Linked DNA regions of Mus musculus: region 1 is linked to region 2. A link is a loop called in an ENCODE intact Hi-C map of the cell type or tissue named here. Cell type or tissue: heart. All regions are shown on one strand. Links, peaks and the distances in the headings refer to the core of each region. The heading gives the core; the rest is flanking DNA.

Evidence for each region. Hi-C counts contacts between places; a loop is a spot of excess contacts. Peaks named below come from ENCODE experiments on the same cell type or tissue, not always from the same donor. Only the 100,000 strongest peaks of a DNase experiment are listed, where the experiment ranks them.
Region 1: a loop joins it to region 2, with 11 times the contacts of the local background. A loop is called at or near these places in 11 of 42 quality-filtered maps.

What each region holds. Positions count from the first base shown.
Region 1 is chr6:67,988,211-68,004,883 of GRCm38, reverse strand. It overlaps Igk. Among named protein-coding and RNA genes, the nearest start is that of Gm24911, 190 kb to the right of the region's middle. In heart, for the core only: no CTCF peak of the experiment used is centred there; no DNase peak of the experiment used is centred there.
Region 2 is chr6:67,799,740-67,816,412 of GRCm38, reverse strand. It overlaps Gm24911 (a small nucleolar RNA gene), which reads left to right and starts at 11,903; the gene lies at 11,903-12,038. It also overlaps Igk. In heart, for the core only: no CTCF peak of the experiment used is centred there; no DNase peak of the experiment used is centred there.

The DNA of each region.
Region 1 (16,673 bases), core at 2,768-10,767, 190 kb before region 2:
AAAATCATTTCCCATTTTGCAGTAGGTATCAGTGCCAACAGCTTCTTTGGTAGGGGTGAAACTTTGTGTTTACCTCCCCTTCTCTATGAAAGAATTTTGTATAGTATGAATTTGTACAGGTTTGTGTGAGCTATCACAGTTTTTGTGAGGTTGTATGTATATCAGCTGTGTTGTAACTGGGTGGTGCTATTTCTTTGTAGATACATCCTGCCACATCTGGCTTTTATTATATTTCTGCCTCAAGAGGGAAGTTTAACAACTAAGTTTTACTGCTGCATGAATACAAAATACTGATGAGACTACTAAACCTCTAATATATATTAATAACAAAAATCTTATAAAGGTGACATATGGGTTTGACAGTGGCATGAAGACTTCATGATTAATCATCTGTCCCCAAGTCTGACAACCTGAATTTGTCCACTGAAACACACACACACACACACACACACACACACACACACACACACACTCACACTCACTCACATTTATACCACCAAAATTAAAGTAACAGGAATTAACAATCATTGGTCATTAATATCTCTTAACATCAGTGGACTCAATTCCCCAATTTAAATCTCTCTCTCACACACACACACACACACACACACACACACACACACACACACACACAAGCTAATGAATGGATGCAAAAACAGGATCCATTCTTATATGCAGCAGGATCATACTAGAGGAATAGGACCACAGTCAGGCAGGTTCAGGGAGAACCCCCACGCCAATTATTGTGGACCACATAAGATTAAAAACATTTTCTTCTTCTTCTCTTTTTAAATTTTGGTTTGTTTGCTTGTTTGTTTGTTTGTTTCTCTGTGTACCCTGACTGTCCTGGAACTCACTATGTAGACCAGGCTGGCCTCAAACTCACAAAGATACACCTGCCTCTGACTCCAGAACACTAGGATTGAACATGTATACCACCAGAACCTGGCTAAAATACTACTTTCAATCCTCTTTCACATATATCTTGTGCTCTCCAAGACAACTCTTTTTTTTTTTTAATTTTGTTTTTTGAGACAGGGTTTCTCTGTATATCCTGGCTGTCCTGGAACTCACTTTATAGACCAGGCTGTCCTCGAACCCAGAAATCTGCCTGCCTCTGCCTCCTGAGTGCTGGGATTAAAGGCGTGCACCACCACACCCAGCATCAAAACAACTCTTTACAGACCTTGCATGAGCAATTCTCAACTTCATATGGAAAATTAAAAACCAAACCAAACCAAACCAAACAAACAAACAAACAAACAAACAAAAAGGATAGCAAAAAACAATTGAGAACAATAAAAGAACTTCTACAGGTATCATAATCCCTGAATTTGAGCTGTCATGATTCTAATAAAAACCATGGCTTTCTCCTGAGAGGCTCTGCCAGGGCCTGATAAATACAGAGGTGTATGCTTGTAGGTATCCATTGGACTGAGCATGGGGTCCCCAGTGTAGGTGTTAGAGAAAGGACTGAAGGAGATGCAGGGTTTGGAACCCTATTGGAAGAACAATGATATCAACCAACCTGACCTCCCAAAGCTCCCAGGGATTAAGCCACCAACCAAAGAGTACACATGGAGAGACCCATGGCTCCAACAACATATGTAGCAGAGGATAGATGGCCTTGATGGACATCAATGGGAGGAGAGGCCCTTGGTCCAGTGAAGGCTGAATGAACCAGTTTATGGGAATTCCAAGGTGGGGAGGCAAGAGTGGGTGGGTGGGGGAACACTCTCATAGAAGCAGGGGGAGAGGGGATGGGATAGGGAGTTTCCAGGGGGTGGGGGTGGGAAAGTAGATAACACTTAAAATGTACATAAAGAAAATATCCAATTAGAAAAAAGAAACAGGCAGGTTGATCAATGTAATCAAATCAAAGAACCAGAAATAAACCCACATACCTATGGGCAGTTGCTTTTTGACAAAGAAACCATAATCATACAATGAAAAAATAAAGCATCTTCAACAAATGGTGCTGGTGTAACTGAATGTCTGTATGTGTAAGAATGCAAATAGATACATATCTATCATCTTGTACAAAATTAAGTCCAAATGGGTCAAAGACCTCAACCAGATACATTAAAATTAATAGAAAAAAATGAAGAATAACCTTAATTGCATAGGTACAGGAGACTATGGCACCATGATGTATGCAATCATATAGATGAAACTAGAAAATATCCTGTGCGAGGTTTCCCAGACCTAGAAAGACACACATGGTATTTATTTAGTTATAAGTGGCTATTAGCCAGAAAGTACAGGTCAGTCATGCTATAATTCACAGACCAAAAGAATCTAAATATCAAGGAGGACCCATGGGAAGATCATTCAGGAAGGGAAATAAAATAGACATTGGAGGTGGGTGGAGGGAGGGAACTGGGTAGGAAAGGGGTGGAGATAAGGTGTTTGGAAAGTAGAAGAGGTAGATGGCTTGGAGGGAGAACTGAAATTAGTATGGAGCCATTTTGGGGACAAGCCTGAGACCTGGGAATTGGAAGGTTGCTGGAAGTCTATGGAGGTTGCTCTAGCTGAGGCTCCTACCAGTAAGAGATATTGAGCCTGAAGTGGCCACCCCCTGTAAGCAGGCAGGATTTCCAGTGGAGGCACTGGGAAACCAAACCATGCACAAAACCTAAGACCTAAAATTTATTCTATCTATAAGATATGTGGGAATAAAGATGGAAAAGAGATTGTGCAAATGGCCAATGGGATTGGATCAGCTCAAGACCCACCCCATGGGTGGGAGGCAGCCCCCTCACACTATTATTGATAATCTGCAATGTTTAAAGGCAGGAATCTAGAATAACTGTCTTCTGAGAGGCTTCATTCAACAGCTGATAGAAACAGTGCAGAGAACAACAGCCAAACAATAGGTGGAGCTTGGGTGTCTTTTAAAAGTGGGGCAAAGGACTGAGGGAGCCAGAGCAGTCAAGAACACTACAAGATGACATATAGAGTAAAATAACCTCGCCTCAGGTGGGCTCACAGAGCCTGAACGAACAACCAAATACCATGCATGAGCTGAACCTAGGCCCCCTACACATATGTAGCAGATGTGCAGATTGGGCTTTCCATGGTCACATTTAATAAAACCTACCCTGTTATCTGATTTATCTTTTCCTGGAAACAAATTCACTTTAAAAACCTTTTTTTCCAATAAAGTTTTGAAGTGTATCCAATGAAGTTTTGAAGAGTAATTCTGATGATCACATTAAATTTACATATTTGATTTTTTTTTAATTTCTCGAAAATTGAGAAAATGGGCTCATTTACATTACCATGTTGTGGTTTAAATTTTTCAAAGTTTATTGTTTTTTGTAACTTTTTAAAAACTATAGTATCAAAAACAATTAAATTGAGGTAATTCACTGGACAGTTGTACCTAGTGATGTGGCAGCCCCATACTGAAGAGGCATACTTGCTTTGAGAAAGCAGAAGCAGGGACTGTAGGGTGTAGAAGGTAGGAGGAACTTAAGAAATTTGTGGTCTCTTCTTGATTCAAAAACTTGTTAATAAAATAATTTAAAAACAGACTTGGAATACAGCTCATTAAAATTATTGTGTCACTCGCTGAAACCAGACCTCCACCATCATGACTCACATGCTTCCCTTCCAGGGAAGGGTCTTTCCCAGTTGGTACTACTCTACTGTCTTAGTGCTCCTACAGCTCTGAAAATGACATCTGAGAAGATGAAGAAACAATTTACAAACAGGGGAAGAAAGGCCTGACTACCTCCTAAATAGGTGTGATCCTGAGGCACTTATGTAGTGTGGTACATGGCTGTTATGTGACAGGTAATAAAATATTGATAATCCTTAAGTCCAATGTCACTGATGTCCCTGAGGACCTACCATGTGATTAAGAAAGCAGGCTCTGTCCACAAGGAACTTGAGAGGAACAAACTGGATAAGAATGCTAAATTCTGCTTTAGTCTCATGAAGAACAGAATTCACCAGGTGGCTCACTTCTATAATAAGCTATGGAAGTAGTTCCATCCAGTTGGAAATAGGAGTCATCCACAGCTTTGGTTCAAGTTTCATAAACTATCTCATATACACAAAAAATAAAAATATATAAAGTGCTAAGTAAAAAAAAAACATATAGAGTTTAAAAATTAAACAATACTATAAGCAAACTATACATGTCAGAAGTGACAGAAGAGAAATAGGGAAGAGAGAGAAAGAAAGCAAGACCTTTCCGTTAATCACAGAGGTCATCAAGCAGCTACCAGCAAAAGGAAGCAGGGAATTTTGAGCAACACTGAGAAAAAAATCACAGAGTAAATGGAAGAATTCTTAGAAGAGAGGGGGGGAAAAAAGAAGATAGGAAAAAAGAATTTTCTCACCAGTACTGAAAAGCTAATAGGCTCTCCATTGGAGACTTTGAAGGAGATTGCTGTCTTGAGGAAAACATATTGTCCCATTAAGAAGAAGTCCCCCCACTTCTGTTTTCTCCTTGTTCATCTCTGAGGCTCTTATCAACCATGTAGAATATATGCAGTCTCCGAACAAGGTGAGGCTGGCTCAGTCTTAGTATTTGAACTGAGGAACCACTGGAAGTCAAGGCAAGATTACCACTGTACTTTGATGTCATATTAGAATGTGTGTATCTCCTTAGGGAAAAAATATACAATTTACAGACATATTCAGCTGTTTGAGGAAAGCCAAGCAAATGTAAGGTCCACCACTGTGAACAAAATGATGGAAAAAAATGCCCTCTTGTTTTCTCTCTTGGATAAAAGGACATCAGTATGAAAATCTGGATTTATTATGCAGGTACTGGGTGCACAAGGCCATGATTTTTTAAAATGTGTCAGAGATTCATGTATTAGACTATCCTGAAATCCTACAGAAAATCTTGAATTCTGCCTTAATCTACAGAACTACAAAACACCCATGTCTTCTCATATTGATATTTGAGGGATTTTATTCACCAAAGCGTGCACTAAAGCTTAAGAAGGTTCAGTACTTGTTGCTCCCATGACAACCAACAATTCAGGGATATGATCAACAGATCATATTATAAGCAAGTCATTCTCCTCTCTCTCCTCTCTCTTTCCTCTCCTCCTCCTCCTCCTCCTCCTCCTCCTCCTCCTCCTCCTCCTCCTCCTCCTCCTCCTCCTCCTCCTCCTCCTCTTCTTCTTCTTCTTCTTCTTCTTCTTCTTCTTCTTCTTCTTCTTTCTCTCTCTCTCTCTCTCTCTCTCTCTCTCTCTCTCTCTCTCTCTCATACTTTGGGTTTTTTTACACATGGCTTCCATGTGTAGCCCTAGAGGTTCTGAAACTCACACTGCAGACCAGGTTGACCTTAAAATCAGAGATCCTCCTGACTCTGCCTTTGCCTCCAGAGTTCTGGGACTAAGGGCACATTATACACACACACAGACACACACACACACGCGCACGCGTGTCTGTGTGTGTGTGTGTGTGTGTGTGTGTGTGTGTGTGTGTACGTATGAAATGTTAGGATGTTAGGATTTAGCAACTCCTTTATAGCAACTTTCCCACTCTTCTGGATAATATCTGGTGCTACAGGAACATTGCAAATGGGAGCTTTCTGTTGCCTGTATGTAGAGTCCAGTCCTCTTGGTGGGCTGCCCTGTCTAGCCTCAGCAGTAGAAGATGTACCTAGCCCTGCAGAGACTTGATGTGCTAGGGTTGACAGATACCCAGTGGGGCCTCCACCCACTCAGAGGGTAACGTAGTGATGCAGATGGGAGAGGGATGGACTGGTAGCAGTGGCAACAACCAGAAGATAAAATTAATAAATTAATTGTTTAATGGGAAAAATAGGAATTCTCCCACTATCATGTATACTGACAGGTGTGCACCTTATAGCGACATTCAAAATATGATTTCTCACCAGGGTAATGAGAGAACAAAAAAGGGTGCTAGATTTAAGTTTTTGTCCACCTGGGAATTAGAAATACTATCTGAAGGCTCATGGTGTAAACTTCTACAAACCCTTAAACTATAACGAAACAGATTTCTCTTCTGTCCTGTGGGTTCTGATTCCTTGCAGAGATTCTCCCTTCATGCTGCCTGTCTCTGGTGCTAGGAAATAAACTCTCACTGCAGCACCCCTTGACGCTATTTTCCTCCATTTATCTATCCACAGTATGTATTAATACCTCTTGTCAGCGCCCGACTCGCCAGCAAGAACGACGCCACAATAGGATCCTTCTGCACACGTTTATTGGGAGAGCTCAATTACAGAGGCGAAAAGACCCCGAGCCAAGAAATGGCGCTGCTTATATAGGCCTAGGAGTGACGTGTCCATACCTGATTGGTTATGCTATCAGTACCTCATTAATATGTGTCGGGCCAGGCAGTGACTCGGCAAAAAACTCTTATGCACATGCACACATTGGTTGTATACCCATAATCATGGGTGGTGGCCAGTGGTAGCCAGTGCCATCTTGTAATGGCGTTTGTGGCTTCCCACAACCCCTTATAACGAATATCTATGTCCTCAGTTATTCTTTCTGTTTCCTTTAAAACTATGATATCACATCCAAAACCTAACAGTTTGTTACTCTGGAAAGTTTCACTTTTAATTTGTGTCATATACATACATATGATTATGTTTCTATATAGGCTTTAATAAACACAAATGAAAGAAACCTTGTTATAGTTGGTTTCTCATTCCAATATCTACATAATTAAATTAATATAATTATCTTCAGTTGTTTCCAATTTCCTGAAAATACCATTACTTCATTTCTTTGATATTTAAAAACTATTTATATAGATATAAAGAAAAATAAAATTATAAAATGTCCAGGGAAATGGATGTAATTGTAAAGGATTATATTGTAAAGGTAAACTTAGAGATGTATGTTTAATTTTGAGTAGTTGTGGAATCCAGAAAACTAGGAAGGGTCCATTGAGGTAAGGAAGGGAGAAAAGATCCTGTAGAGCACAGGTGATATGAAAGAAAGAAAAATATGGATATTAATGGTTTTTGTGGAGATGGATTTGAGGATGAGGCTAGAAGGGAGTTGGAGGAGGGAAAATTAACTGTAAGGACATGGTAAAGAGCCATAACATAGCCTATTATAATTCAATGCAATCCCCATAAAAATCCAATTCTCAAATTCATCTGGAAAGGAAAAAACCAAAGGGGGGAAAAAAACCCAAACAAACAAACAAACAAACAAACAAAAAACCAAACAAACAAAAAACCAAACAAACAAAAAACAGAGTAGAGAAAACAATTCTTAACAATAAAAGAACAGCTTGGGGAATCACCATTCTAACCTCAAGCTTTACTACAGAGTGATAGTGATAAAAACTGCCTAGTATTGGTACAGAGACAGTTATGTTGATCAATGGAATAGAATTGAAGACCTAGAAATAAAACCACACACTTATAGTCACTTGATCTTTGACAAAGACACCAAAAATATACAATGGAAAAAAGAAGACATCTTCAATAAATGGTGCTGATATATTTCATTTATTTTCTTATGAATAGAAAGAGGTTAAGTGGGTTTTCCCTGCATAGAGCAATATACTCATTGCCAAAGCTGTAGATTGCAAACTAAAAAGCCTTCTACCAAGTTTGTGATACCTCCCATCAAGATGTTGATCAGAGAGATACAGTGGAGATGCCCCAAAACCATATGGGTGATAGATATTGTTCTTAGTTGCTGTAATGGTTTGAATGAGAATTATGTGAATACATGGTCTTTGGTTGCTGTCACCATAGGTATTGGAAGTGTAGTCTTACTAGAAGTATGTGGGCAAAAAATGATGTAAGCTTGGAGATTTCAACACTATGAACCATTACATTTTTGTCATTTACTATTTGTTGTTGATATGAGCTTTAAGGTGCTGCTCCAGCCACCATACCTTCTCTCTAACTTTCTCAGAGCTTCTCTTCTGGTTGTCATATTTCTCACAAGTGTAGTGTGAAAAGTAAGACAGTTTCCCACAAGGATTTATGGTAAGATGCTATTTCTAGAGACACTAGACACATTTGTTAAGAAAAATGTAGAGAAATAAGTCATTATTGATCAGGGAGCAGGAACCCCCTGATGGCTAGTTTTCAGAATACAAAAAGGTGATATGTGAGCAGCCAAGAGGGCAAAAACTACCCAATTTTTACCCAACTGTGAAGCTTGTAAACTACAATAATGACCTTAAATGTAATCTTTGATCATGTGACCAAAAGTAGCATGAAAGTTATGGGTTATACAACAGCTATTTAAAATTGGGTTTAAACTGTCAATAAGATAAAAAGGCCACCAACAGATTGGGAAAGGATCTTTACCAATCCTAAATTCGATAGAGGACTAATATGCAATATATATACAAAGAACTCAAGAATCTAGACTCCAGAAAATCAAATAACCCCGTTAAAAATGGGGCACAAACTAAACAAAGAATTCTCAACTAAAGAATACCGAATGTCTGAGAAGCACCTGAAAAAAAAAATGTTCAATATCCTTAATTATCAGGGAAATGCAAATCAAAACAACCCTGAAATTCCACCTCACAGTAGTCAGAATGACTAAGATCAAAAATTCAAGTAACAACAGATGCTAGTGAGGATGTGGTAAAAGAGAAACAATCCTCCATTGCTGGTGGGATTGCAAGCTGGCACAACCACTCTGGAAATCAGTCAGGCAGTTCCTCAGAAAATTGGACATAGTACAACAGGAAGATCCAGCAATACCTCTCCTGGGCATATATACAGAAGATGTTCCATCTTGTAATAAGGACGCATGCTCCACAATGTTCATAGCATCTTTATTTATAAAAGCCAGAAGCAGGAAAGAACCTTGATGTCCCTCAACAGAGGAATGGATACAGAAAATTTGGTACATTTACACAATGGAGTACTACTCAGTTATAAAAAACAATGAAATTATGAAATTCTTAGGCAAATGGATGGATCTGGAGGACATAATCCTGAGTGAGGTAACCCAAACACAAAAGAACACACATGATATGCACTCACTGATAAGTAGATATTAGCCCAGAAACTTAGAGTACCCAAGATACAAGTTGCAAAACACATGAAACTCAAAAAGTAGGAAGACCAAAGTATGGATACTTCGTTCCTTCTTAGATTGGGAACAAAATACTCACAGAAGGAGTTACAGAGATAAAGTTTGGAGCTGAGACAGAAGGAAGGACCATCCAGAGACTGCCCCACCCTGGTATTCATTCCATAAACAACCACCAATCCCAGACACTATTGCATATGCCAGCAAGATTTTGCTGATAGGACCTTGATATAACTGTCTCTTGTGAGGCTTTGCCAGTTCCTGGCAAATACAAAAAATAGATGCTCATAGTCATCTATTGGATGGAACACATGGCCTCGAATGGAGGAGCTAGAGAAAGTACCCAAGGAGCTAAAGGTGTCTGCAACCCTATAGGAGGAACAACAATATGAACTAACCAGTACCCCCAGAGTTTGTGTCTCTAGCTGCATATGTAGCAGAAGATGGCCTAGTTGGTCATCATTGGGAGAAGAGGCCCTTGGTCTTGCAAAGATTATATGCCCCAGTACAGGGGAATGTCAGGGCCAGGAAGCATGAATGGGTGGGTTGGGGAGCAGGGCGGGGTGGGGAGGTACAGGGAACTTTCAGGATAACATTTGAAAGGTAAATGAAAAAAATATCTAATAAAAACTGTTTTTGGAAAAAAATAATATTGGGCTTAAGGTCTGCCTTATAGGAAAAACCAAATACATGAATACCAGTACCATGCAGTTTTTATCACAATTGCTCTGTAGTACAGCTTTAGGTAAGGCATGGTGATTCCACCAGACTTTCTTTATCCTTTAGCAGAGTTTTTGCCATCCTAGGTTTTTTGTTACTTCAGATGAATTTGCAGATGTTGCTTTCTAATTCACTGAGTTGGAATTTTGATGGGGATTTCATTGAATCTGTAGATTGCTTTTGGCAAGATAGCCATTGTTACTATATTTGTCCTGCCGATCCATGAGCATGGGAGATCTTTCCATCTTCTGAGATGTTCGTTAATTTCATTCTTCATAGACTTGAAATTCTTATCATATAGATTTTTCACTTCCTTAGTTAGAGTCAGGCCAAGGTGTTTTTTGTTTTTTATTTTTTAAAATATTTTTTATTATTACATATTTTCCTCAATTACATTTAGAATGCTATCCCAAAAGTCCACCATACCCCCCCGCCCCGCACTTCCCTACCCATCCATTCCCATTTTTTGGCCCTGGCATTCCCCTGTACTGGGGCATATAAAGTTTGCAAGTTCGATGGGCCTCTCTTTCCAGTGATGGCCGACTAGGCCATCTTTTGATACATATGCAGCTAGAGTCAAGAGCTCCGGGGTACTGGTTAGTTCATAATGTTGTTGCACCTACAGGGTTGAAGATCTCTTTAGCTCCTTGGATACTTTCTCTAGCTCCTCCATTGGGGGCCCTGTGCTCCATTAAATAGCTGACTGTGAGCATCCACTTCTGTGTTTGCTAGGCCCCGGCCTAGTCTCACAAGAGACAGCTATATCAGGGTCCTTTCAGCCAACGCTTGCTAGTGTATGCAATGGTGTCATCCTTTAGAGGCTACTTATGGGATTGATCCCTGGATATGGCAGTCTCTAGATGGTCCATCCTTTTGTCTCAGCTCCAAGCTTTGTCTTACAGAGGCCAAGGTGTTTTATATTATTTGTGACTATTGAGAAGGGTGTTGTTTCCCTAGTTTCTTTCTCAGCCTGTTTATTCTTTGTGTACAGAAAGGCCATTGACTTGTTTGAGTTAATTTGGTATCCAGCTAATTCATTGAAGCTGTTTATCAGGTTTAAGAGTTCTCTGGTGGAATTTTTAGGGTCACTTATATATACTATTATATCATCTCGAAAAAGTGATATTTTGAGTTCTTCCTTTCCAATTTGTATCCCCTTGATCTCCTTTTGTTGTCGAATTGCTCTGGCTAGGACTTCAAGTACAATGCTGAATAGGTAGGGAGAAAGTGGGCAGCGTTGTCTAGTCCCTGATTTTAGTGGGATTGCTTCCAGCTTCTCACTATTTACTTTGATATTGGCTACTGGTTTGCTGTAGATGGCTTTTATCATGTTTAGGTATGGGCCTTGAATTCCTGATCTTTCCAAGACTTTTATCATGAATGGGTGTTGTATTTTGCCAAATGCTTTCTCCGCATCTAACGAGATGATCACATGGTTTTTGTCTTTGAGTTTGTTTATATACTGGATTATGTTGATGGATTTCTATATATTGAACCACCCCTGCATCCCTGAGATAAAAACTACTTGGTCAGGATGGATGATTGTATTGATGTGTTCTTGGATTCCGTTAGTGAGAACTTTATTGAGGATTTTTGCATCGATATTCATAAGGGTAATTAGTCTGAAGGTCTCTATCTTTGTTGGGTCTTTTGTGGTTTATATATCAGAGTAATTGTGGCTTCATAGAATGAGTTGAGTAGAGTACCTTCTGCTTCTATTTTGTGGAATAGTTTCTGAAGAACTGGGATTAGATCTTCTTTGAAGGTCTGATAGAACTCTGCACTAAACCCATCTGGTTCTGGGCTTTTTTTGGCTGGGAGACTATTAATGACTGCTTCTATTTCTTTAGGGGATATGGGACTGTTTAGATCATTAACCTGATCTTAATTTAATTTTGTTACCTGGTATCTGTCTAGAAACTTGTCTATTTCATCCAGGTTCTCCAGTTTTGTTGAGTATAGCCTTTCGTAGAAGGATCTGTTGGTGTTTTGGATTTCTTCAGGATCTGTTGTTATGTCTCTGTTTTCATTTCTGATTTTGTTAATTAGGATGCTTTCCCTGTGTCCTCTAGTGAGTCTGGCTAAGGGTTTATCTATCTTGTTGATTTTCTCAAAGAACCAGCTCCTCATTTGGTTTATTCTCTGAATAGTTCTTCTTGTTTCACTTGGTTGATTTCGCCCCTGAGTTTGATTATTTCCTTCCTTCTACTCCTCTTGGGTGAATTTGCTTCCTTTGGTTCTAGAGCTTTTAGGTGTGTTGTCAAGCTGCTAGTGTGTGCTCTCTCTAGTTTCTTTTTGGAGGCACTCAGAGCTATGAGTTTTTCTCTTAGAAATGCTTTCATTGTGTCCCATAAGTTTGGGTATGTTGTGGCTTCATTTTCATTAAACTCTAAAAAGTCCTTAATTTCTTTCTTCATTCCTTCCTTGACCAAGGTATCATTAAGAAGAGTGTTGTTCAGTTTCCACGTGAATGTTGACTTTCTATTATTTATTTTGTTATTGAAGATCAGCCTTAGTCATTGGTGATCTGATAGGATGCTTGGGACAATTTCAATATTTTTGTATCTGATGAGGCTTGTTTTGTGACCAATTATGTGGTCAATTTTGGAGAAGGTACCATGAGGTGCTGAGAAGAAAGTATATCCTTTTGTTTTAGGATAAAATGTTCTGTAATATCTGTTAGATTTATTTGTTTCATCACTTCTGTTAGTTTCACTGTGTCCCTGTTTAGTTTCTGTTTCCATGATCTGTCCATTGGTGAAAGTGGTGTGTTGAAGTCTCCCAAAAGAGCTTTACTAAAGTTTCTTTAATGAATGTGGCTGCCCTTGTATTTGGAGCATAAATATTCAGAATTGATAGTTCCTCTTGGAGGATTTTACCTTTGATGAGTATAAAGTGCCACTCCTTGTCTTTATTGATGACTTTGGTTTGAACGTTGATTTTATTAGATATTAGAATACCTACTCCAGCTTGTTTCTTCAGACCATTTGCTTGGAAAATTGTTTTCCAGCCTTTCATTCTGAGGTAGTGTCTGTCTTTTTCCCTGAGATGTGTTTCCTGTAAGCAGCAAACTGTTGGGTTCTGTTTATGTAGCCAGTCTGTTTGTCTATGTCCTTTTATTGGGGAGTTGAGTCCATTGATATTAAGAGATATTAAGGAAAAATAATTGTTGCTTCCTATTATTTTTGTTGTTAAAGTTGGCATTCTGTTCTCGTGGCTGTCTTCTTTTAGGTTTGTGGAGGATTACCTTTTTGCTTTTTCTAAGATGTGGTTTCCGTCCTTGTATTGTTTTTTTTTTTCTGTCATTATCCTTTGAAGAGCGGGATTCCTGGAAAGATAATGTGTGAATTTGGTTCTGTAGTGGAATAATTTTGTTTCTCCATCTAAGGTAATTGAAAGTTTGGCTGGGTATAGTAGCCTGGGCTGGTATTTGTGATCTCTTAGTGTCTGTATAACATCTATTCAGGATCTTCTGGCTTTCATAGTCTCTGGTGAAAAATCTCGTGTAATTCTGATATGTTTGCCTTTATATGTTACTTGATCTTTTTCCCTTACTGCTTTTAATATTCTATCTTTATTTAGTGCATTTGTTGTTCTGATTATTATGTGTCGGGAGGAATTTATTTTCTGGTCCATTCTATTTGGAGTTCTTTAGGCTTCTTGTATGTTCATGGGCATGTCTTTCTTTAGGTTTGGGAAGTTTCCTTCTATAATTTTGTTGAAGATATTTGCTGGCCCTTTAAGTTGAAAATCTTCATTCTCATCTACTCCTATTATCCGTAGGTTTGGACTTCTCATTGTGTCCTGAATTTCCTGGATGTTTTGAGTTAGGATCTTTTTGCATTTTGCATTTTCTTTGATTGTTGTGCGATGTTCTCTATGGAATCTTCTGCACCAGAGATTCTCTCTTCCATCTCTTGTATTCTGTTGCTGATGCTCACATCTATGGTTCCAGATTTCTTTCCTAAGGTTTCTATCTCCAGCGTTGCCTCACTTTGGGTTTTCTTTATTGTGTCTACTTCCCTTTTTAGGTCTTGGATGGTTATATTCAATTCCATCACCTGTTTTCCTACAATTCTTTAAGGGATTTTTGTGCTTCCTCTTTAAGGTCTTCTACCTGTTTAGCAGTGTTTTCCTGTATTTCTTTAAGTGAGTTATTAATGTTCTTCTTGATGCCCTCTACCATCATCATGAGATATGCTTTTAAATCCAGGTCTAGCTTTTCGAGTGTTGGGGTGCCCTGGACTGGGCGAGGTGGGAGGGCTGGGTTCTGATGATGGTGAGTGGTCTTGGTTTCTGTTAGTAAGATTCTCACGTTTGCCTTTCGACATCTGGTAATCTCTGGAGTTAGTTGTTATAGTTGTCTCTGGTTAGAGATTGTTCCTCTCGTGATTCTGTTAGCCTCTATCAGTAGACCTGGGAGACTAGATCTCTCCTCTGAGTTTCAGTGGTCAGAGCACTCTCTGCAGGCAAGCTCTCCTCGTATAGGGAAGGTACACAGATATCTGGCATTTGGACCTCCCTCCAGGCCGAAGATGAATGCCCAAAACAGGTTAAGCTAAGTGTAGGATTTCTGTTTACAGTTTAGGTCATAAGTAAGTGTAGAATTAGGTCTTAGACCAAACCTGCTGTGGTCAAGGCACAGCTAATTTAGTACAGAAGACAAGATTTTGTGTTGAGCTGCAGCTAATCAGGAAAACTATAGTTATCTGATCCATGGGTGCAGCTAACATAAGACAAAACAAAATCCAGAAGAGAACATAGAGGATGAGCAAGCTGCATCCTATTCAGGAAAGCACAAAGACCTTTTTCCAAGTGTACAAATGATCATGAAAACAAAAGATAACAATTCCATAAGTGCACCTAATTAAAATATATATTAAAAGGAAAACAGCTGAATCCAGGATCTAGCTCATCATGAAAATATGCAAAACTTGTAACTAAAACATAACTAATCAGAAAAGTTGCAAATATCTGTGTCTAGTGCTCCAAGGGGTCAGAAACAGTTTAGAGACCTGTGCACTGAGTCACAGACAAGCTAGATATTGCAGACCTCTGTGCTCATGGTACAGACAAGTTGGATGAGAATAGACACCTGTGCCCATCATAAAGTAATGATCAATTTACTACTATTGCAGTACACAGTCATGCTCTGGGACATCAGTGCTCATAGCTGTACTAGTAAAGTAGCACATATGCACATGGATGTCTTCATAGAGTTTGAAACATGGATACACTGGTGCAGAAGGAGAACATGACACACTGATGTCCTAGTGTCACTTAGCATATGGGCATGCATGAAGAGAGGAGTAGAAGGATGTCCATGTATACATGAAAGCCCTTGTAGTAGTGCACATGGCAGTAGGAGTACACGTGTGCACACAGATGTATTGGCACATAGGTGCATATGGTGCACATTATGTATTAAAGCAGTGCACATGGAAGTATTGGGACTACAGTATACAGTAATCTGCAAGTGAAGCAAATTTGAACTGATATGAAATTACAATACTTGACAGGGATGTATTTGTATGGCAGCATATGTGAATGTGCTAGTACAGTAGTATATAATTATATTGGACAAGGTTGAACTGTGTGGCCCCATGTGTGGCTTTACTAGTATAGCAAAGACAAGCTCAAGAACATCGGAATGTCTATATGTACTTATACATAAAAATGACTACACATGAATTTACTCATACAGCATTCCACATGAATGCAATTTTAGAGCAGTGCTTACTGACATGTGAGAACAGGAGTACACATGATTGTGCCAGTATATTTTCATATAATAGTACAGAAAAACACATGGATGTACTAAAGAACCAACATAGATTTACTATTATAGTAATGACTATGGATGTACTCCGACAATTTTACACATGGATGTCCTATTATAGATGTATACACAGTTGTGCTGTGTATACACATGTGTTGTATATACAAAACCATGTAGGTATGTGCTATAGCAGAACAAATGGGCAAAATAGCAAACCAACTCTTGGAAGTACTAGACAGGAACACACATGCTTCTGGTAATTAAGTACACATGTATGTCCATGAACAGCAGTCCACACAGGTTTACTAGTACAAAAGCACACATGGAAATTAAGTAAAGGAGTGTACAAAGTTGCATTCTTGCAGGACATATCATGCATATTCTCTCAACTTACATGCATATAAGAGTACAGCTGTACTGTTATAATAACACAAATGTGATGAGTCTGTGATGAGACCTACAGCAGGAATTACTTTTCATGAAACTAGACAGTTTCACACAAGCATTTACTGATACATTACTGAAGTATGTACTAGTAGAGTAGTGAATATCTATCTATTATTAAGCACTATAAATTTTAATATACAACAATAATTAGTTGTTGTTATAAGGACTTAGTGCACTATAAATACAACAGAAATACCTTTTTCACCTATGCAAAGGTAAGGGGTCCTTCAAAATAACAGTCTACTGTCTGCTGCTTAAAGAACTCCTTAGCGGAGACAGGTCCAGTGTTTTGGCTCAGGGACAGAGGACAAGCACAAAATCTTCAATGCCCCACGTCCTAATACTGATCACCAAATATACGAACAAATAATTAAAAAAATGGATCTTAACAGCTTATCAAAGATCACACCAATAGATCCAAATCTTTTCCATCAAAGCTAAATGTTATTGATTGGAGTGAAAGTTGAATAATAATGTAAGCAGTCTTTTCCAAACGTTATTTCATCCTGTATCTACTTAAATTATATTAAAACTCCACTTCTTATATTGATTAAAATCGCCATCTATAACCACATGAACTCACACATTTTTCTAATGATTATTTCCATGTCTCTGTCAGCCTGTAATGCCAGCATTCAAGATACACAGGTAAGAGTATTGTAACCTGGGACTATACAGTGAGTCTCTGTTTCAAATACCAAAGATATTTGTGT
Region 2 (16,673 bases), core at 4,083-12,082:
ACTGAGGAATATAGAATGGCTTAAAAGCACCTGAAAAAAATGTTCAACATCCTTAATCATCAGGGAAATGCAAATCAAAACAACCCTGAGATTCTACCTCACACCAGTTAGAATGGCTAAGATCAAAAATTCATGTGACAGCAGATGCTGGCAAGGATGTGGAGAAAGAAGAACACTCCTCCATTGCTTGTGGGATTGCAATCTAGTACAACCACTCTGGAAATCAGTCTGGTGGTTCCTTAGAAAATTGGACATAGTACTACCAGAGGATCCAGCAATACCTCTCCTGGGCATATATCAAAAAGATGTTCCAACTAGTAATACGAACACATGCTCCATTATGTTCATAACAGCCTCATTTATAATAGCCAGAAGCTGGAAAGAACCCAGATGTTCCTCAACAGAGGAATGGATACAGAGAATGTGGTACATTTACACAATGGAGTACTACTCAGCTACTAAAAAGGATGAATTTATCAAATTCCTAGGCAAATGGATGGATCTGGAGGGTATCGTCCTGAGTGAGGTAACCCAAACACAAAAGAACTCACATCATATGCACTCATGATAAGTGGATAATAGCCCAGAAACTTGGAATACCCAAGATACAACTTGCAACACACATGAAACTCAAAAAGAAAGAAGAGCAAAGTGTGGACAATTCGCCCCTTCTTAAAATTGGGAACAAAAAAACCCAAGGAATGAGTTACAGAGACAAATTTTGGAGCTGATACGAAAGGATGGACCACCCAGACACTGCCCCACCCAGGGTCCATCCCATAATTAGCCACCAAACCCAGACACTATTGCATACACCAGCAAGATTTTGCTGAAGGGACCCTAATATAGCTGTCTCTTGTGAGGCTAAGCCAGTGCCTGGCAAACACAGAAGTGGATGCTCACAGTCAGCTATTGGATGGAACACAGGAGGAGCTAGTGAAAGTACTCAAGATGCTGAAGGGGTCTACAACCCTATAGGTGGAACAACAATATGAACTAACTAGTACCCCCAGAGCTCGTGTTTCTAGCTGCATTTTTAGCAGAAGATGGCCTAGCCGGCCATCATTGGGAAGAAAGGTCCCTTGGTCTTGCAAACTTTCTATGCCCCAGTACAGGGAAAATACCAAGGCCAAGAAGTGGGAGTGGGTGTGTAGGGGAAGGGGGTTGGGGGAGGGAATAGGGGACATTCAGGATAGCATTTGAAATGTAAATGAAGTAAAAAATTGGAGGAAAAAAAGTAAAATTCTTTGATTGGTACAAATTTGTAAAATTTGTGTAACTGCTTCATTTGGTTTTTGTCTGGTCTTAAAGGTATAAATATGCTCTGCATTCTTGGTTTTGATTAAAAAGTGTAACATTGGTAACAAAGTTAGCTTTAAATTGGTAACTCAGGGTTGAAGTCATCTTAAATAACAACAGGTGGCATATACCAGCCCAGAAAACTAGGCCTCTAGGGATACTTCTAATTGAGATAATATTTTATGTGATTCTTATCTTAGAAACTAGACTTACAAGAGATAAGATTTAAAACAATGTCTCTTTAATAAAACATTAAAATTTACACTGTTATGCATCCATGAATTGGCAGCCAAACTTTGTAACATGATAGTGACATTTCTAGTATTGATTTTAAGGATAATAAATTGTTTAAAATTGGAGCAAATATATATATATATATATATATAAAACATTAATATAATATATATTTATGTATTTATTTATATTTTAAATTTTATATATTTATGTATATAAATTAATATAATATATGATATATGATACTATATGATATATAATATATCATATAGTATATAATATAATATATACTATATTATATATATTCTAACGTTGCTTTAAATACTTAAAAATTATGGTTAAGAATTCCCAATGTTCCCTTGATTGCAGTTTCATCGCAAATTTAAGATTTTTTTTACTCACCCATATAACACCAACTTGAGAGGCACTAACATCTTAAACATATTTAAAAAATAAAAATAAACAAAAACAATAAAACAAGAAACAGCAAACACAAATTTTTCCCAAGAACCCACATATATGCATGAATAAACACCTCGTTATAGATTAACAAAATGTGAGCAAGCAAGGTAATTTTCTTAATCACGGGCAGCAATTTGAAGTTAAAAAGAAAGAATCAATTATTTTAGTATTTATCCTAAAAAGTAATGTTACAAAAAACATAAAGAATCACAAATTAAAACTTGTTTATAAAAAGCAATCAGTCAATCCTACTTTAAGTCCTCGGGGAGCACATCTACTCATTAACAATTCCTTATTAAATCATATCAGAAAGCTTAGGGCAAAAATGAATACAAGAAATTAATCATTACCTAAATCATCAGTCCGGCCTCAGTTAGTCATGTCAGCCAATGCGAGCTGAACTACTATCGTTGTTTACTAACCTCAAAATCTCCCTAATTCAACCATTAAGAGTATGTTTTTCTGACCTTCAGACTGCCTCTCAAGATTTTCATACTTCAATGACAACAGCAAAAATACCTTCATGTAACTTCACTAATAATTTAGATTTTCAAATTCTTTTTAAGGGTGGTGGTCATTGCTGACAATCTACATTTCCAAGGTCTTTCCTAGGGTAACGACTGGACCTTTTACCTGCTCTAGCAGCAATGCTTGAGAAAGATCATACACTATTATTGTGAGAGCAGATGATGCTGCCAGTGAGGGGCTGGAAGCCCCCTTAGGATCTTCACACAACCCAGAGATTAGGAAGAATGTTAAGATTGACAGAACCACAAGCAGAGCTATGCTCCATAAAATCATGACATCCTCTGGACACTTAGACCTAGGGATCTGCCTGTCTCAGGGACAAGCATCATGGGCATGACAACTGTTGGGCCACAGACCATGAGTCCTAAGGCTGTTTATTGTTCCTCTTGAACTTGCCTCTACAGTAAATGGAAATATCCTGTGTTTATTGTTTGCTTGTTTGTTTGTTTTGTTTTCGGGAAGCAGCCATTGATATTGCATTTGTCCTATTTTTATGTCTGCTTCTTAAAATCTGCTACTAAAATTCACCTTCTTGGGTGTTTCTGTTTGTGTACACATAAACTTGAACTTGTCCTAAGTGTGTCTAAGGAAACTTGGTAACAGTGCACATGTGAGAGTCAAAGTTAAAGAATCTGAGCTGAAATGTCAGCTTTACCACAGACAGAAAACTGGTTCACATTTTTTACCAGAAAAGAATAAAGATGTAACATTTTTAAGTTTGTCTGTCCTTATGGTGGAAAACAATTAAAATTTAAAATGAGCTTTACAGATTTCTTGGAGATCTTGCCTCCATGGTCAGCTGTAACTTTTCCTGTTGCTTTCAGTGGATTAGATTCCACTTCCCTTTAAGGGATCTGCAACCCTATAGGTAGAACAACATTATGAACTAACCAGTACCCCGGAGCTCTTGACTCTAGCTGCATATGTATCAAAAGATGGCCTAGTCGGCCATCACTGAAAAGAGAGGCCCATTGGACTTGCAAACTTTATATGCCCCAGTACAGGGGAACGCCAGGGCCAAAAAGGGGGAGTGGGTGGGTAGGGGAGTGGGGGTGGGTGGGTATGGGGGACTTTTGGTATAGCATTGGAAATGTAAATGAGCTAAATACCTAATAAAAATGGAAAAAAAAAAAAAAAAAGATTCCACTTCCCTTTCCCTTAGCCTCCCATGCCTCAGGAATGCAGTTTGCTCAGATGTCCAGGAGGTGGAGCCACAGTTCGTTTTGAGTGCCGCACTTTGCTTGAACATTTTATTTGTATCTTACAGTGATCATTCTTACTAGAACCATGCCATGCTTATATTCACGAGCTATAGAGTTGTTTAGATTCCAGAAAACCAAAATTTCTTTGTTGATGATCTAGATGAAAAACTAACAGGTGAATACTTTAAAGTGCTAGCTAGAACACACTGTTTAAATTACTGACTAGGTCACTGTGACAGAACCAGTTCAGTTCCCTACCATAACCCAGTAGAAGCATCAGTAACAACGGTCACAGCTAGCAACAGTTTGTTACAAACTTTGAAGCTAATCTGTGAGCTTAAAGGCTGATTTTATTGTCCATTTTAATATTTGTCTAAGGTAAATTGTCAGATGGTTTAACATCACTCTACACCATGAAGTCTCTCTAGCCATTTGGAGAGAAAATTTCAGGGTGTGTAGGGCAGAGGTAAATATAAAGTTTTTTTCTCTATTATTTTCTACCTTATTTGAGACAGGGTCTGTCACTGAACATGGAGCTCACTGGTTTGGCCAGACTGGCACATTCACATGAGTGCACACACTCCAATAGGTACATAAATACTATACACACACACAAACACACACAAACACACACACAAATAAAAAAGCAGTATTGTTGATGACTTAGATCTTTATGTGTATTCAAGCCATATTTTATTTCTAACTTTCCTGGAGCTGGAGAGATGGCTCAGTGGTTGAGAACATGTTCTGTTCTTGTAGAGGATTCCAAGTTCTCTTCCAAGCTCTGATATGCCAGTTCACAAATGTCTGAAACTTCAATTGGCAGAAATTTGATGCACTCATCTGGCCTTCTTGGGCACTGCACACACATGGTGCACATAGAGACCTACAGACAAAATACTCCTACACATCAAATTAAAAAAATTAAAAAGAATTGTGTGTGTGTGTGTGTGTGTGTGTGTGTGTGTGTGTGTTGATATCAGAAGTGACACATAGGTAATGAAGAAAAACAAACATATATTGACTAGAAATTTTTCTCCTATTTACTCAGAATTCTCTAAGTTCAATATTTTAAGTAAATTTCTATTAGATCTAGTTAAAAAAAAAACCACATTGTCTTGCTCTATGTTGGTGCTGACTAGAACCTATGCAAAAAGAAGGAGTAGGGATAGCAGTCCAAATACTTAACTTTCTTTGCTAAGAACTGAACAAAGACCTGCTTTCAAGTTGTCAGAACCCTCTGAAAAAGAGTTTCTCTGGGACAGTAATGTTAGCAGACAACAACTCTCAATGACCATCATGACCTTTAGGGACAGAGACTGCTGCTGCTCAAGTTCTTCTGGAAAGAACATGGGTCATGAAAGTCTTGTGTATTCTCTTTGTCTGGTAAGTATTGTTCTGTCTTAAGTGATACAGCTAATTCCTGGCATAGGAGTCGGGCGATGGTGGGAGAATGAGAGAGAGTTTTAAAAACCCAAAGATAAATTGTTGAATGAATCTAGAATAGATTTGGGTATCACTGCTTTTTATTCAGCTAATACCCAGTAATTTTCGTGTTCCATAATGCCAAACAAGCATGCTTTTGTTGTTCTGAAAATTAGAAACTAAAGTTGTTCCAATTGGTACTACGTAAATATAAAAATGAGCAAGTGCTTTGATAGAACTGATGTACAATAAATAGATCAAATATAGACAAAATTATGACTGGGAGATGGCTCAGACATTAAGAACACTGACTGCTTTTCTAGAGGTCCCGAGTTCAATTCCCAGCAAACACATAGTGACTCACAATCATCTCTAATAGGATCTGATGCCATCTTCTGGTGTATCTGAAGACAGTGACAGTGCACTCATACATAAAGTAAATGAATCTTTTTTAAAATAGACAAATTAATTTGTAGGTTTCAATGTTTGACTGTGGTGACATCTGAAGACAAAGTGGCTGACAGGGAGCCTCTGAAAGGCTTCTGAAGTCCTGAGCATGTTCTATTTCTTGACCTAGAGGATGGCTACATGGGGGATTCCAACCTGAAATGCCACATTCCAGGGACTCAGTGATACACTTGGTGCATATGATGTTCATTCAAAGGAAAATATTTAGTTAACAGTTTCCATTTTGCAACATGTTATGATATCAGGATGTATGTGACTTATGATGGTAAGATTGTTTACTTGGGTTTTTAATGATGAAAACAGGATAAAACTGTCCCTGAGGAAACCTGGTTTTGTTGTCTATCTGATTTTTTCGTGGCATTAATTTGAGTTGTGCCTTGGTCTTGAGTCTCTTAGTTAACAGACATGCATAGTCTAGTACACCTAACATGATTAGGTGCAGAGCTGGCCCTTTCACCAGCTCTTCTGCTTTGACACAGTCATGTGGTAGGATCATTGAGACCAGCAAGCCAATTTCTTGTTTGTGAAGTATATCAGTGATACGGCTGGCAACAGACACTATGTGCTACAAAACTACTGGTGCTCCTGAGTACACAGGTAAGCCAGAGTGGCTAATTTATTCTGAGTTTCTCAGAGACTGTTAAAAAAACATTCTGAGAGTCTTTTTGTTCCAACAGTGTGGGTTAAAAGTAAACAACACCAAACAGACTGGCAAAAGATCTTTACCAATGCTACATTAAATAGGAGGCTAATATTCAATATATACAAAGAACTCAAGCAGTTAGACTTCAGAGAAACAAATAACACTATTAAAAATGGGGAACAAAGCTAATCAGAGAATTCTCAACTGAGAAAACAATAAAGGCAGGGAAGCACATTAAGAAATGTTCAACGTCCTTAGTCATCAGGGAAATGCAAGTCAAAAGGACCCTAAGATTCCATGTCACACCAGTCAGAATGACTAAGATGAAAAACTCAGGTGTCAGCAGATGCTGCCAAGTATGTGGAGAAAGAGGAACACTCCTCCATTGCTGTTTTAATTGCAAGCTTGTACAACAACTCTGGATATCAGCCTGGGGTTTCCTTATAAAATTGGACATAGTTTTACCATCTATACCTCTCCTGTACATATACTCAGAAGATGTTCCAACATGTAATAAAGATACATGATCCACTATGTTCATAACAGGCATATTCATAATAAACAAAGGCTGGAAACAATGCAGAAGTCCCTCAACAGAGGAATGGATTCAGAAAATGTGGTATGTATATACAATGGAATGCTACACAGCTATTAAAAACAATGACTTCATGAACATTGCAGGCAAATGGAGGATCTAGAAAATATCATCCTGACTGAGGTAGCTCAGTTATAAAAGAACACACGTTGTATTACTCCCTGATAAGTGGATATTATGCCAAGAGCATGGAATACTTACAATTCAGCTCATGGGCCACATGAAGCTGAAGAGGAAGGAAGACCAAAGAGTGGATGCTTAAGTCCTGCTTAGAAGGGGGAACAAAGTAATCAAGGGACATAGAGTGTGGGGGAGATTTGGAAGGAAGAGAATGGGGGAAGAGGGGAAGAATCAGGTATGGGAGGAGATGGAGGAGATGTATGGACATCAAGAAATTGAACAGGGGTGTGTAGCATTTGGGGATGGGGGGATGGGGGTAGCAACCAGAAAGTCCCAGATGCTAGGAAAGCAAGAGCCTCTTTGGACCCAGTGGGGATGACATTAGCTGAAATACCCCACAAAGGAGAACGAGAATCTGTCAAGACCATATTCAGGGGTTAGGCATGGTCCTGAGGTTGATGGGTGGGGCCACCCACCCATCTCCAAAATTTTAACCCAGAATAACTCCTATCTAAAGGAAATACAGGGACAAAGAGTGGAGCAAAGAATGAAGGAAATGCCATCAAGAGATTACCCTACCTGCGCATCCATCCCACATGCAGATACCAAACACAGACACTATTGCAGATGCCAAGAAATGGTTGCTGACAGGAGCCAGATACAGCTGTCTACTGAGAGGTTCTGCCAGATCTTGACCAATATACATGCTGATGCTTTCAGCCAACATCTGACTGAGCACAGGTACCCCAATGGAGGACTTAGGGGAAGGATGAAGGAACTGAAGGGGTCTCATCTGACATCAATGGAATGGAAGGCCATTGGTCCTGTGAAGCTTGATGCTCCAGTGTAGAGGAATGCTAGGGGGATAAGGCAGCAATGGGTGGGTAGGTGAGGGAGCACCTTCATAGAATCAGGGTAAGAGGTATGGGATAGGGGGTTGCAGAGGGGAAACCAGGAAAGGGGATAACACTTGAAATGTAAATAAAGAAAATATCCAAGTTTTTTCTTTTATAAAAAGGTAATCTGTCCCAGTTCCTTCTTCAGCACTTGATTTCTGCCCCAATGAGCAACCATCCCATCACAGTGGACCATCCAAATCAGTGGAGTTTCTACACCAGTTTCTCCAATGAACTGCTGAGGAAAATAAGCTTGTGACCACACCCAAACATTGTTTTAACTGTAGCTTTTGTGCCATTATTGGCAGCCAAGGCAGCCAAACTAAGACCTACTTATGATAAATCAAAAGTAGAGAAGAATGGTAAGTTTCATACTTTGTGAGTCCTTACAGTGACTTAATTCATCTATTAAAATACAAATATCTTTGGTATTTGAAACAGAGACTCACTGTATAGTCCCAGGTTGCAATACTCTTATCTGTGCATCTTGAATGCTGGCATTACAGGTTGACAGAGACATGGAAATAAGTATTAGAAAAATGTGTGAGTTCATGTGGTTATAGATAGTGATTTTAATCAATATAAGAAGTGGGGTTTTAATATAACTTAAATAGAAACAGGATGAAATAACATTTGGAAAATACTGCTTACATTATTATTCAACTTTCAACTCCAATCGATAACATTTAGCTTTGATGGAAGGGATTTGGATCTATTGGTGTGATCTTTGATAAGCTGTTAAGATCCATTTTTAAAATTATTTGTTTATATATTTGGTGATCAGTATTAGGACATGCGGCATTGAAGATTTTGGGCTTGTTCTCTGTCCCTGAGCCAAAACCCTGGATATGTCTTCACTAAGGTGTTCTTTAAGCAGCAGACAGTAGATTGCTATTTTGAAGGACCCCTTACCTTTGCATAGGTGAAAAAGATATTTCTGTTGTATTTATAGTGCACTAAGTCCTTATAACAACAACTAATTATTGTTGTATATTAAAAATTTGTAGTGCTTAATAATAGATGGATATTCACTACTCCACTAGTACATACTTCAGTAATGTACCAGTAAATGCTTGTGTGCAACTGTCTATTTACATGAAAAGTAAGTCCTGCTGTAGGTCTCATCACAGACTCATCACATTTGTGTTATTATAATAGTACATCTGAGTATACCTGTACTCTTATATGCATGTAAGTTGAGAGAATATGCGTGATATCTCCTGCAAGAATGCAACTATGTACACTCCTTTACTTTATTTCCATGTGTGCTTTTGTACTAGTGAACCTGTGTGGACTGCTGTTCATGGACATACATGTGTACTTATTTACCAGAAGCATGTGTGTTCCTGTCTAGTACTTCCAAGAGTTGGTTTGCTATTTTGCCCATTTATCCTGCTATAGCACATACCTACATGGTTTTGTATATACAACACATGTGTATACACAGCACAACTGTGTATACATCTATAATAGGACATCCATGTGTAAAATTGTAGGAGTACATCCATAGTCATTACTATAATAGTAAATCTATGGTGGTTCTTTAGTACGTCCATGTGTTTTTCTGTACTATTATATGCAAATATACTGGCACAATCATGTGTACTCCTGTTCTCACATGTCAGTAAGCACTGCTCTACAATTGCATTCATGTGAAATGCTGTATGGGTAAATTCATGTGTAGTAATTTGTATGTATAAGTACATACAGACATGCCGATGTTCTTGAGCATGTCTTTGCTATAGTAGTACAGCCACACATGGGCCACACAGTTCACCCTTGTCCAATATAGTACTACTGTACTAGCACATTCACATATGCTGCCATACAAATACATCCCTGTTAAGTATTGTAGTTGCATATCAGTTCAAATTTGCTTCACTTACATATTACTGTATACTGTAGTTCCAATACTTCCATGTGCACTGCTTTAATACATAATGTGCACCATATGCACCTATGTGCCAATACATCTGTGTGCACACGTGTACTCCTACTGCCATGTGCACTACTACAAGGGCTTTCATGTATACATGGACATCCTTCTACTCCGCTCTTCATGCATGCCCATATGCTAGGTGACACTAGGACATCAGTGTGTCATGTTCTCCTTCTGCACCAGTGTATCCATGTTTCAAACTCTATGAAGACATCCATGTGCACATGTGCTACTTTACTAGTACAGCGATGAGCACTGATGTCCCAGAGCATGAATGTGCACTGCAATAGTAGTAAATCGATCATTACTTTATGATGGGAACAGGTGTCTATTCTCATCCAACTTGTCTGTACCATGAGCACAGAGGTCTGCAATATCTAGCTTGTCTGTGACTCTGTGCACAGGTTTCTAAACTGTTTCTGACTCTTTGGAGCACTAGACACAGATATGTGCAGCTTTTCTGATTAGTTATGTTTTAGTAATAACTTTCACGCATATTTCATGATTAGCTAGATCCTGGATGCAGCTGTTTTCTTTTATATATATTTTAATTAGGTGCACCTATGGAATTGTTATCTTTTGTTTTCATGATGATTTGTACACTTGGACAAAGGTCTTTGTGCTTTTCTGAATAGGATCCGGCTTTGCTCATCCTCTATGTTCTCTTCTGGATTTTGTTTTGTCTTATGTTAGCTGCACCCATGGATCAGATAACCATAGTTTGCCTGATTAGCTGCAGCTCAACACAAAATTTTCTCTCCTGTCCTGAATTAGCTGTGCCTTGACCACAGCAGGTTTGGTCTAAGCCCTAATTCTACACTTACTTATGACCTAAACTGTAAACAGAAATCCTACACTTAGCTTAACCTAAATCAAACAAAGTTAACCTTGAACTCCAAACCTTACTCCTATCCCTAACATTTTGTCTATCCATATCACTAGCAACAGTTATAACCCTACACTAAGTAAATGATTGACTATAACTGCAGTACTAATGTTAATACTAATTGTAACCCTAGCAACAATCATAGTCCTAACCCTTGCACTAACCAAAACCATTGCATAAACATACCCTTAACCCTAACACAAAAGAAACCTCTTTATCTGTTAGAAACATAACTTAAACCATCTTGCATAACTTGGAATAATGTGAGCTTGAGTTTGCACTGATAAAAGGTAACCTTCAGAAGCAAGTCCCAGGCAGTCCACCCAGCACTTCAGATTGGAGCCTAGTCTTGAACAGGATTGCTAATGAACCAATGCCCAGGTGAGGATGCTAATAATATTAGTATACAAATTCATAAACCATGTTGAAGGAAATTCAACATGGATATTTGAAAGTAATTACAATAAAACCTCTACATACACTAAGGATAGAAGAATCGCCCCTGTACATTACAAAGCATACAAATAAATAGACAATATATCTGTCTTCATACAATGAACTGCTTTATTTAAAAAATCGAATATATGTATTGTTTGCATGATCCTAAGAATATTATGTACATGTCTAGTACAATCAAAGAACAGAAGATGGTGTGAGAACTGATACTGAAATTAAAGATAGGTATGGGATGGTTAAGAGCACAGACTGCTCATCCTGAAGTCCTGAGTTCAGTTCCCAGCGACCATATGATAACTCACAACCATCTGTAATGGAATCACATTCCCTCTTCTGGTGTGTGTGTGTGTGTGTGTGTGTGTGTGTGTGTGTGTGTGTGAAGACACATAACTCATATATGCTAAATAAACAAATAATAAAAACATGTATAAGTCACCGTCTGAGGGATGAAAATCAAAACCATGTCCCTTTCAAGATAAACAAATGCTCTTATCCGCTAGGCTTTCTCTCCAGTCCCATAAATGAGATTTAATTGTGTATCATCTTCAGTTTGCTAATAAGCTCAATGTAATGCAAATAATATTCCTGAAAGAGTTTCAAAGAGTTGGCAAACTCAGTCTCGAATTTATAGAGACAGTCAAAAAACAGCATAACTAGGAAAACTGGAACCCTAGAAAGGTGGCATTATATCTTCTGACTTTATTATTCTCTTTTGTATGAAATTAGAGTGATCAGGACTGCCATGCACTCCTGCCTTCCAGAGGCATTGCAGGTGTGTATTTTGTGTCATACGAACTTCACTAGGAGGCAGAGAAGATGAAGGCTGTCTATGCTCAGCTAACTGTCCTGACCTATGAATGTCTGAATGATTAGTAGCCTAACATTCCCTGAAAGAAGTAAGCCTAAGAAGGCCTGTCTGTCATGAGGCAGTCAGTCTTCCAGGATGGGAAGCCAGAGACTGAAAGGATCCTGCCTATGATCAGGGCCATGGGCATGAGTGGGCCTAAGACAGACAATACTTTCAAGGGGATGCTCAGGTGGGCAAGGTGGGGAATGAGCCCAAGGTGACAACCAGACAAAAACCATGAGGCCTAGACAGGGAGCTGGCCTCTTAAAAACATTTTCTGTAGATTTTTGCTGTTCTTGAAGACCAGCCTTAGGCCATGATGATCTGGTAGGATGCATGGTATTATTTCAATCTTCTCGTATCTGTTGAGGTTTGTTTTGTGACCAATTATATGGTAATCCATTGAAGAGAGTGGGGTGTTGAATTCTCCCAGTATTATTGTGTATGGTGCAGTGTGTGCTTCGAGCTTTAGTAAAGTTTCTTTTATGAATGTGGGTGACACAGGGAAACTAACAGAAGCTATGAAACAAATGGATTTAACAGATATCTATAGAACATTTATCCTAAAACAAAAGGATATACCTTCTTCTCAGCACTTCATGGTACCCTCTCCAAAATTGATCATATGATTGGTCACAAAACAGGACTCAACAGATTCAAAAATATTGAAATAATCCCATGTATCCTATCAGATCACTACGGACTGAGGCTGGTCTTCAACAACAACATAAACAATAGAAAGCCCACATACATGTGGAAGCTGGACAACACTCTACTTAATGATAACTTATTCAAAGAAGAAATAAAGAAAGAAATTAAAGAGCTTATGGGATTTAATGAAATTAAAGCCAAAACATACCCAGTCTTATGGGACTCAATGAAAGCAGTGCTAAGAGGAAAACTCATAGCTCTGAGTGCCTCCAAAAAGAAATAGGAGAAAGCATACATTAGCAGCTTGACAGCACACCTGAAAGCTCTAAAACGAAAAGAAGAAAATACACCCAAGAAGAATAGACAGCAAAAAATAATCAAACGTGGGCCTGAAATCAACCAAGTAGAAACAAAAAGAACTATACAAAGTATCAACAAAACCAGGAACAGGTTCTTTGAGAAAATCAACAAGATAGATAAACCCTTATCCAGACTAACCAGAGGGCACAGAGACAGCATTCATATTAATAAAATCAGAAATAAAAATGGAGATAAAACAATGAAATATATCTTAAAATAGTTATTCATTTTGTTCAATATTAACAGTTGAAAGTATTAAAATCATGTTCTAAAGAGAGGTGCATTTGCACAGAGTATTTTCACTCTACTGTAGTTTTGTGTTTTTATATGCAAAATTCAGGATTTGAACATGAAAATGAGAATTAGTTACTGAAAATGACAAAATATTGGTGACCATTCAAAAAATATTCTTACTTCTAAACCAAAATTAAAAAGCTCTATTTTTGAATACTTCAATTTATGTAGCAAGTTGTATATGAACACAAGGAAGCAAGAAATTACAAAAAACAAAATGCACATGTAAACACAGGCATGAATGCATGCATAGGCACACACATATATGTGTATGTGTATATATATATATATATATATATATATATATATATATATGTGTATGTATGAACACATATGTGTACTTATGTACAGAGGAATACATACATTGAAAAGTAAGGTATATTTTGTAATTATAAGTATAAATCTTCAGGTCAGACAAAAACACTACAAAGAAAAAAATAACTCTCTGTAGAAAAATTAAAGGAAAACACATGAAGAACAAACCGAACTCTACATGAAATTATATATTCATATAATATGATAGAGTGTATAATTAATTAATTAAATAAAATGTTCCAAGAGAGTGGACGTGTAGAAAGAATGAGTTAAAATACATGTAAGTGTTTATTTACTGTAGCAAAAATAAGGATACGTAAAATCCATAATTAATCAAATAATAGCCTATAAGTAAAAATGTGCTAGCAGAGCCAGCCAGGATGCAAATGATGACAGATTTTGTGTGGTTTGCTGACTTAATCCCAGCTACATAAAAGGAAATATTAATTGTTTGGACCTCAAAATATTGAGTCAAAATTAGAATCCACCTAGTAGATATAATGATGAATTACAACCTAAAATACAATGCATAGAAATTATGTACTCAAATAGGGTCTTTTATTTAGAACTTAAAAGAAAAAATGAAATTCAAAATCAATCAAATCACAGTATTAACAATATAAAAAGTCTAACCTGAACATGGAAAAATATAGGATAATTCACTGAATAAGTTATACAGAAGAAACAGATTTTTTTTTTCAGTTTTATTTCTTTTTTTTTTCTTTTTTTAAAATATTTTTATTACATATTTTCCTCAATTACATTTCCAATGCTATCCCAAAAGTCCCCCATACCCTCCCCCCAACTCCCCTACCCACCCATTCCCACTTTTTGGCCCTGGAGTTCCCCTGTACTGGGGCATATAAAGTTTGCATGTCCAATGGGCCTCTCTTTCCAGTGATGGCCGACTAGGCCATCTTTTGATACATATGCAGCTAGAGTCAAGAGCTCTGGGGTAGTTAAACATCATAATTTGGTATAGAAAGTCTTTTTAAATCTATATAGGGAATGGCATAATTTATAATATAGTATAAGCATCCTGATTGGAAAGATCTAAGAGAAGTCAATAATCAGATGTTTTTATGGGACTATAAAGTAAAAACACTAAAAAGTACATCTACAAATGGTTCTACTACTAAAAGGATAATTATTATACAGTTGAAGTCTTAAAGTCTTGGGTACCTTTGCAGAGAAAGGAAAATTCATGTTCACACTGAAATTAGTAAAACAAATAAACAAACAAATGCTTGATAAGATTTCTTCCAGAAGTAGTTAGAACTAAGTGCGTAAATCTTCCTCATCTAGTAACAAGGATAACTTGGGATATTCAATACCAAGAATTTCTTTTGTAGGCAAAGAGAAACAAATTCTTCATGTAAATACCTTGGAACTGCTACAGAGTAAAATAGGCCAATAGGAAATTGTACATGTTGTATGAGCATTTTTTTTTTTTTTTTTTTTTAGTGCTTGCTATGAGTTGGGGAGAGGTGGTGACACCAGTGAGTTTTGTCATAGCAGTGCAGTTGAATACATAATTATGGTTCTGAAAACACAGACTATTTATTTGCCCCGAGGCAAATAAATGCAAATGAGCTCATGAATAATATGTATGTTCTTTCAATTTCCTCATTTATTTTATTATAAAAGCTATCAACTAAAGAGACGGTTATGAGCAAGGTGCAGAATTCCCTGCCTATGTTTGACAACGCCCTGTGCATGTATAACCATTTGAAAATAGAAAAATTAAAAGGCCTATTGAAGCAGTAACTGAGTTGCAATCTCTCTAGTAAAAAAAGCAAGAGCTATACCTCCCTCTACTGGAAGAATTTCAGGCCAATTCTCTAGCTCATTTTTGAAGACATCAGGAATGGAATAATTATAAAGCAATTTATGCTTATCAGAAGAGTCACACTAAAAATGTGTATACCTAATACCCAAACCTAAGATACCTGCAGAAATAAAATCATAACATTATTTAAATGGCATCAAATAGTAAGGATATTTTAGGTTTAGATTGGTTAAATTTGGTTTTGACATGAAATATCTTGGTTTCTCCATTTATGGTGATTTATATTTTTGAAGGGTAGAGTAACCTCAGCTGGCTTCTGTGGTATATTTGGATCTGTAAGACATCTGTTCAATATCTTTTGCCTTTTAGAGTCTTTGTTGAGAATTCTGGTGTTATTCCCAAGCATCTGTATTTATGTTACTTGGCATTTTCCGTGATAGTTTTACTATTCTTTCTTTGTTCTGTCATTTAGAGTTTTGATTATTGTGTAGTGAAAGTATTTATTTACTAGTCCAGTTTATTTGGTGTTCTGTATGCTTCTTGTATGTTTTTAGCCATCTCTTTTTCATGTTAGGGAAGTTTTCTTTTAAGAGTTTTTTAAAGATGATTTCTAGCCTTTGAACTGAGAATTTTCACCCTCTTCTATTCCTATTACTCTTACACTGGGAATCCTGAACAGCAGTAGCACCAAAATACTAACAGGCAACTTCATTTTGAGGAGGTAGTCTGAGGATACTGATCAGTCACTCCAAGGTGACAACTGAGCTTTCCCTAAAACTAAAATGTATGATTTTACCCTAGGGAGTAAAGGCAGACATTATTGATACAGTATGGATAGGAGGAAGAGTCATGCAGGCTTCTCAGGACCCCAAATCTCACAGAAAATATCTTCTATGTCAGGGTAGACAACAGTAAAATAACATGTGGTGCTTGGTAGTAAAAGAGCATTCTAAAAACTGCCAATCTGACCAACACCAGATGCATAAGTAAGTATGGTATTACAGAAACACAGGAAGAATGATATGTTTTTAGTGTTTATCCAAAAAGTATAAACATTAAATATTAAAATAGTTGTTATAGGAGTATAGTTTGAACAAATGTTAGAAGTGAGGATTGGGTCTCAATATTTTATCATAAATAGAGGAAGTTCTGATGAGTTCCCACTCTTAGTAACAGGCTATTAGCAGTTAATGGCTGCTTGGAAAGGCTGTGGTATTATTTGCAATGGTATATCCACTAACAAGCTGTTATGTTCTGGTACATA